Linked DNA regions of Homo sapiens: region 1 is linked to region 2. Evidence: chromatin contacts called from ENCODE Hi-C data. All regions are on one chromosome and are shown on one strand. Each heading gives the region's core, a stretch centred on a gene start or an enhancer-like site at or near the end of the contact. The rest is flanking DNA. Distances are from core to core; before and after follow the strand shown. Region 1 holds the start of CDC16 (cell division cycle 16). Region 2 holds the start of CUL4A (cullin 4A).

What was found. A loop is a pair of places that touch in the nucleus more often than their neighbours do. Pooled maps may share reads with other maps.
Region 1: a loop to region 2 is called in a pooled map, with 13 times the contacts of the local background. The contact joins the promoter of CDC16 here to the promoter of CUL4A in region 2. A Hi-C loop is called at or near these places in 3 of 37 single-sample maps with no recorded cell type and 7 of 50 pooled maps.

Annotation. Positions count from the first base shown.
Region 1 is chr13:114,233,256-114,237,379 of GRCh38, reverse strand. CDC16 (cell division cycle 16) reads right to left here and starts at 2,483. Exons shown (of 18, transcript NM_001078645.3): 1 at 2,248-2,483; 2 at 681-735; 3 at 484-581. The coding sequence starts at 2,295. RefSeq lists a silencer at 2,165-2,524 and an enhancer at 2,635-2,684.
Region 2 is chr13:113,207,324-113,211,067 of GRCh38, reverse strand. It overlaps CUL4A (cullin 4A), which reads right to left and starts at 1,455. Exons shown (of 20, transcript NM_001008895.4): 1 at 1,293-1,455; 2 at 980-1,095. The coding sequence starts at 1,440. It overlaps PCID2 (PCI domain containing 2), which reads left to right and starts at 2,399. Exons shown (of 14, transcript NM_001127202.4): 1 at 2,399-2,469. The coding sequence starts at 2,434. RefSeq lists silencers at 960-1,199, 1,260-1,589, 1,690-1,959, 2,220-2,509 and enhancers at 2,044-2,693, 2,694-3,344.

The DNA of each region.
Region 1 (4,124 bases), core at 1,234-3,733, 1.0 Mb before region 2:
AGTCTGAGGTTATAGTGAGCCACGATCATCCCACTGCACTCCTGGGTGACACAGAGAGACCTCAAAAAAACAAAAACAAAGAAAAATTGCATCAAGTTAAATAATTTCAACAGAAATGGAATATACACCTAAAACCCTAATGACTTTTTTTTTTTTTGAGACAGAGTCTTGCTCTGTTGTCCAGGCTGGAGTGCAATGCACGAACTCAGCTCACTGCAACCTCCACCTCCCAGGTTCAAGTAATTCTCTGCCTCAGCCTCCCGAGTAGCTGGGATTACAGGCGCCTGCCACCACGTCCGGCTAATTTTTGTATTTTTAGCGGAGATGGGGTTTCACCATCTTGGTCTTGAGCTCCTGACCTCATGATCCACCTGCCTTGGCTTTCCAAAGCGCTGGGATTACAGGTGTAAGCCACCGCGCCCGGCCACTAATGACATTTTTTTTAAAGCTCTGAAGAGCTTTAAAGTTCATACCATCACTTACTTTGTCCAGTTTTCGTGACCGAAGTGCATGGGCGGCTCTGTGATATTGTGCTGTCAGGTAAAGACACTGAGCCAACCAATAGATGTCCTGGGGTTCTTCTGGAGGGAAAAATTCACATAAGTGGTCAGAGGTACAAGGTGAAATAGAAAACGAATTTTAAGATTAATCAGAAAACCAGTTAGCATTTTGTCACTTACCACGAGAGAGTGAAGCTACTTTATCTGCCCAAAATAGAGCACTTTGATACTGTTGCTGCATACCAAAAAAAAAAAAAGGTGGTAACTGCCCTGTTATTTTAATAGTCTTAAACAGTTATCTAATATTATTATAATTCTATGTAATATATTAATATAATTCTATGTAATAAATCTTCATCTCAAGACAACAATTTGTTACATCTCTATCTTACATCTCACGTAGGGTAAATTTTAGTTCAGTGTCGCAATACAAACATTCCTGTAATATCTTTGTATATGCAACTTATGAAGGTAATTTTTTAAAACTCATACACTGTAAAAATGTATCGTGAAACATACAAGTGAAATGCAAGTGAAACAGCAAAAGCTAGTCATTAACAATTCATGTGTGATTTATATAACACTTTCAACGAGCTGTTAATGAATCCCAAAGTGAAATTTAGAAGACAGAACACTATACTCAAATACCTTATATAACACAGTGGCAGTTTTAATAACACTCAAGTTTAAAAACACACACACATAAATTAACTAAGCTTCACTGAACATGGGGAAGAACTCACCTCCTCCAAGTCTAACAAAAATGAAGGAGCCGACAATGAGGGCCACCCACAGTGACCTACGGCTAGCTTTAGACCCTGTTCTGCTCCTCAGTCCTCAGTCTTCTACAGTCTCTGCCTCAGTTCCCCTGGAGACAAGCCAGGACCACTGCTGCTAGCCCGAGGCAGGAGGAATGCCAACGGGATAGTTATAAATATGCTCAATACCGGTGTCTCTGGCTGGAAACCGGGCCTGTCATATTCCTCACTACGTCTCCGTACCGAAGAAAAAGTGATCAGAAAACACTGAATTCAACTGACTCATGGTAAATAAAAACACAGCCCTCCAAATGGACTGCAAACATTTGGCCACGTCAGTTAGCACCCAATTCCGAAAACTCTGCATTACCATGGCTTTTCTTTCCCTTTCTTTCCAATTTCCTGAAAGAGCAAGCATTTCAACAAAAAATAAACAACAATATAGATAAAACTGATGCTGCTGATTCTCGAAGACACTTCTTGCCTTAAACGCTCTCTGCTATTCAAAGGTAGTGCAGAGAACACAGACATAGTTAACGAGAATTTTTAAAGTATTGATTTGAGACAACAGGCTTCTTCACATCTTTATTCACTTAAATTCAGCCCAGTAAAAATTACAACTAAACCTCTCAAAAATGTTTTATTAGCTAGCCCTGCAACTTTCCTCCAAAAATTGTCCTTCAACTTGCACTGAGTAGTCAGTGTTTCCTGGGCACCTCCTCCGCGCCAGGTGCAGAACGAGGCTCAGACCCGACTGAGGCGCCCCGTGCGCTCGGGGGCCTCCACTCCCCGGGCTGTGCCCCTCCCAGCTGCAGGGACCGCTCCCTTCTGGGCGAGGCGGAGACAGCGCTGCTGGCCCCAGATGAAGGCCCAGGGCCGGCCCAGTCCTTCCCCACCAAGAGCCCCGACAACAGTCACCCCAGCCCCACGCCGCGCGGAAAAAGACCCGGCGAGGCCTGGGCCCCGCACCCCGAGTCGGGGCCGCCCACCTGGTCGAGGTACTGCCGGACGCGCTTCCGCAGCCGCTCTAGGTTCATGGCGGCGCGGGCCCGGCCTCACGCCACACTCCGCCGCTAGGCGCGCGCCTCCTGCACCCTAAGCACCCCGCCCCGTGCCCGTGCCCGTGCCTGCAGCCGCCGCCGCCGCCCCAGGACTCGAAGGCCGCGGACTCGAAGGCCGCAGGTCCCCACCCACACCCGCACCCCCCACCCAGGCCCCGTGCACTGCCCAGGCTCTTCCGCTCCAGGCAGGCCCCGCCCCGGAAGTCCACAGCAAACGAATCCCATCTGGCGCGGGAAAACGGACCCGAGTTGTTGGTTCCGATGCCTCTCCTGGCACGTGGGCTTCTGGTTGCCTTGGGGCGAGAGCGCGGCCTCCCTGGAATCGCTGCGGCGCCTCTGGGCATTGGCGAGAGAGTCAGGAGGGCTCGGGGCCGGACCACCCACCCGGGCAAAAAAGCAGGTGGCTGCTGAGCCTTCTTTCCCCAGAATGTAGTCAACATTTTAAAAATAAGAGCAACGCACTCTCATTACAAAAAAAAAAAATTGTGTGCACAAACAGCAAATGAAGTCAAAGACAACCTAGGGAAAAATTTGAAACCTATCACAAAATTCGAATTTCCTTATAATGTAGAGCCAATATTCCCTTTACATATATGTAATAAGTCAGTGGGAAGAGACCAATGGCTCAGGAGAAAGACAGGCAAAAAACAGTTCACAGGGAAAGAAATGCAAATAGACTTTAACATACGAAAGAAAGTCCAACTTAATTCATAATAAAAATTAAAATTAGAGTACCACTTTTCATATGTTAACAAAGATCACAAAGGTTGATGACACTGCTAGCAGGAATGTCGGGAAGCAGGCACCCTCAAGTTTTGTGAGTGGTATTGGTATACTCTCTAGGATGAACGAATTGGAATATCTTCCAAATTTAAAGGTGTTCGTGCTGTTAAACCTAATGATTTTTATTTTGGGAAATATACCATGGATTTGCATTTTTGCATGTGTGCAAAATGACCTGTGGTTTCGTTTGTAATAGCAAAAGATTGCAGACAATTTAAACACCCATGAAGTATGGAACTGAGTAAATAGGTCATGATACGCTCACGTAATGGAATACTCGCTGGCTGTTCAAAAGAACAGTCAGCTTTGCATGGACATTGAACGATCTTCAAGATATAGTATGTGGGAAAAAGCAAGTATAGGATCGTGTTTATCGTATGCCTGCATTTGAGTAAAATACGAATTTAATGATAGGTAGAAAAATCCCTAAACTGTCCCAGGAAGGAAAAATGAGAAAACCGGCATAGCGCAAGGCCTCTGGAAGGAGTGCTGGAAGATGAGAGATGGTAGAAGTGGGAGAGGTACTTCCTTGGATATCTTTTTGTGCTTTTGAATTTCAGTCAATGTGCATATATTACCTTTTGTGAAATTAAATCATTCAAACTTAAAATAATTTAAACTTGAAGCTGTTGGAACTTTGAATTACCTGAGCCTTGAGGGGAATGTGGCTACGCGGCCTAGGTCATGCCACACCCAGCTGTAACTTCTGCCTTTTTCCCTGTAAACAATAAAGACCAAATGGCACCGGAGATAAGACCCCCTCAGATCACTACCCCTCCTCATGGAGTTATAACGCAATCTTCCTTCAAATACAGAGATCCCTAACCAATGGAACCGCTGCGGCGTGTGCCCCTGGTCTCATATGAGAACTGTGGTGATCCTGCTGGAGCTTCTGTCTCCGCCTGGTAAGAGAGACCTGAGCTCCACTTGGAAAGGCTGACCCCATTTGTCCAGGTGGCCATTCTCAGGCTCTGTGCTCAAATACACACTATATGTAATCATATTTCTGAATCTCAATATTA
Region 2 (3,744 bases), core at 206-2,705:
CAAGAAAGATTCCATCTTGACCGTGGTGCCGGTTACGTAACTGCATGCATCTGTTAAAACTTCCTGAAGTGCACATTATATGTAGACTCTATCTCAAAGCTGGTAAGAAAACATCATCCACTTACACTTCAGACAAAGAATGGATGTATGTACACCAAACTGTCAACAGTAGTTTTCTTTGGGTGGTAGGAGTATAGGTGATTGAAGTCTTCTTTTTTGTATTTTTTATAATTTTTACAATGCAGTCACTTGCATATCCAGAAAAAAAGTTTTTTTAATTCAAGCCTTTTAATAGAAATAATTGTATGACACATCGTGACCTAAAATATAGATATTAGACTACTGAATGAATGTTACTTTACAAAAAGAAGACACCAGAAAAAAAGTCGCTTATAAATAAAATATCCAAGTATGGTAAAATGTACTTTTTTGTTACTTCAGAAACGGAACACCATCACTTTGAATTAAATGCTACCAAATCTGTTTGAATACCTTAAAGGCAACCACTAATCACAAAACACAACAGAGAACAAAACCACTTTTTCTGAATTTTGAATTTTTTCAAAATCTGTTTGAATATCTTAAAGGCAACCATTAATCACAAAACACAACAGAGAAAAGACCCTCTTATTACTGTGGCAAGTGACACAGTCATGAGTTTTACATATAACGAGAAAATAATTTGCCGTATACTTGCAAAATATGAGTCACGTGGCTCCTAGAAACACACCTCCTTCTCTTCCGTAATGGGATAACTTTAAATATGGTTCTAAGCAGCTTAAGCCTGAAAACAAAAATTCCACCACGGCAATAAACAAAACCACTTGTTGCCTCTGGGGCTCCCGGCCCTGCAGTGGAGGCAAACGCCCTGCCTTTCCGCTCCCCGGCGAGAGCCTGCGAGGCACCCGGAGCGGCCGCCCGGCCGCGTCTGCGTCACGCGGGGCAGGAGCGGCGTCCCCAGCCCCGGCCGCCGCCTCACCTGGTAGAGCTCCTCGAGGTTGTACCTGATGGAGGTGCTGCTCTGCACGGCCCGCACCGCCTCGTGCAGCTTCCGCCACGTGTCCTGCGTGTAGTTGTCGGGCAGCCGAGGTCTGTCTGCAGGGCGGAGGGAGAGCGGGCGGCTCAGGGCGCGCCGCGAAGCGCCCCGCGTAGCCACCCCCGACCCGGCCGGCGCCCCGGCGCCCCCGCTCCCGGGGCCCGCACGGATCTCGGGGCCTTCCCCCCAAGTCGGGCGGGGTCTCGTGGGGTCCCCGCCCGGGGCGCCTGGCCCTCGACCCGGCCGCCGCACCCACCTCGGAAGTTCTTGATGACCAGCTTCTTGGAGCCGCCCGCGCCCCCCGGCTTGGCGGGCGCGGCGGCCAGGGCCGCGGGCTTGGTGAGGCCGTTGGTGCGGCCCACGAGCGCCGAGAAGCTGCCCTTCCGCGGGGCCTCGTCCGCCATGGCTGGGCCGGAACCGCCGCGCCCCGCCCCGAGCGCCGCCGCCCGCCGAGCTCCGCTCCGCCCGCCCCGGTCCGCGCGGCCTCCGCCCCGTCCTCCTCGCGCGCCCCGCCCCGCCCCGCCCGCGTGCCCGAGCCCAACCGCCGCCGCGCCCGGCTACTCCTGAGGGCTTAGGAACGCGCGCCGGGAATCCCTCCTGAGGGATCGGACTCCCCCTAAGAGATTCGGACACCCCCTCCTGGCTCGAGGGCGCGCGCCGGGACTCCCGTCCTGAGGGATCGGGACCCTCACCCCCGGCTCCGGGGGGCGCACCGAGACCCTGCCCCCAGGGCTCCGGGCACCCCCTCCTGGCTCGGGGATGCGTGCCGCGGGCACCCCTCCTGAGGGGATCGGGAGCCGGGACACCCTCCTGAGGGCCCCGGGGCGCGCGCCTCCTGAGGGCTCGGCACCCCCACCCCGGGCGTGAGACCACCTCGAGGGCTCAGGGGTGCGCGCCGGGACGTGCCCTAACTCCTGCAGGCTCGGGAGCGCGCGGCGGAGGCACCTTATGAGAGCTCGGGAGCGCGCGCCATGTCCCTCCCCCTCCCCCTCCTCGGGCGCGCGCGCCCCGAGGCCCTGGCCCAGCCAGGCGCGGAGGGTCCTCCGCGGCCTGGTTTTCACAAGGGGCAGACGAAGGGTCAGCGCAGTGAAAGGCAGTTTAGCCGTGGGGCTGTCCTCGCCACTGGACCCCAAACCCCTCAGCCCGGGCGGGCCCGAACACACAATCAGAGCCGCTGGCGTCCCGGCTGAGAGGACGGGGCCCCGGCAGAAAGACCCCGGGCCCCCTCAGCCCGAGCGCGTCGCCGAGCCGGTCCCCAGGTTCTCCCTCCGGAACCAACCTGCGCACCCGCGGCGGGGCCGGGGGCGCCAGGACCCAGACGGACCGAGGGCCGGAAGTGACGCCAGCTGGCCCGCTTGAGGCGTAGGGGGTGGCGCTCTCCGTTCGGCGGCGCTCCCATGGCGCACATTACCATTAACCAGTACCTGCAGCAGGTGGGTCCTAGCCGGGGAGCGCGCGGCGGCGTGGTTGGCCCTCGGCGTGTTCCGTGTGTCCCCTCCTGCCTTGGACCCTCAGGCCTTTTCCTTTCCCGCCTCGCCACCCTTCTTCCGTTCGGGTCCCCGGCGGGCAGCCGCGCGAGCCGAACAGCGGCGGCCGGGACTCGGGAAGGCGGCCCGAGTTCTCCCCTGCAGGGCCGCCGTGGGGGCCGGGCGGTGTCCGTGGATCGCGGAGTCGTCGCGGTGTAAGTAGACGCGGCGGTCCCAGGTCGCTGCCCTCACTTGCTGGCACGTGTGGCCGCGCTCCCAGGCGGTCCGAAGGGCCTGCGGGCCACGCCGAGGGCCCGCTGTGGGCGGTGCTGTGTCGGATGGACGCTGTTTCCCAGCAGGATGCGGGATGAATTCGGGGACTCCAGGAGGCGATGGAGGAGTAAGCGCGAGGCTGTGGCCGTGCTGCAGGCCGGGCTCGTGCCCCTCGTCCTCGCTGTCGTTTAACGCCCTTCACTCTCCGAGCACAATGCACACTTCATATCGCTCGGTACATGCGTCTGACAGATGTTGTTCAACAGCTTGTAAGTAGCAGAAGCACAGTTAAAAGATGGACACTTGTAAAGATTCAACGCATATTCTTTCCACTAAACTATGCCTGTCTTCAGAACCAGCACTGTGGTAACAGGGATAGGAAATATAGGGAATGGATTTTTAAAATATTTGAAGGAAACATTACCAAGACGTGGTGAATAAGAATGGGTGGGCTGAGGGACACGGAGGAGTTAAGAATGATTCCCAGGCTTGTAATCTGGGAAAAAGATGAATAGAGTGGATTTGGAGGGAGAAATAAAGTTTTGGGCATGTTGAGTTTGAGGTGTCTGTTGACAACTGGGTAAAGATACGTACTTGATAGCTGAAAAGTCTGACATGATTGGGCCCAGCAGTTGCTTGGTTAATTGAGAAAACTGGTTAAAACAGGAATCACGAAGAAATGGATGTATGTTTTTAACTTAAAACATGAAAGTATACATTCACTTGCCAATTTTTTTTTTACACCACTTACCTCAAGTTCTATACTTGCCAATCTTTTGATGTAAGCCCAGGGCCTTTTCTTTAGGCTGTGTCTGTTTTGGCCTAATCTTAGCAGACTTAACATTTTCCAATATCAGTTTATTTAAAGTTAAACAAGGATATAGGCATTTAAGAACCAATTTGATACGATTATCTTTAGAATTTTCTTAATCTTTTACAATTTTTCCCCCATACCTAATTATTTTTTTA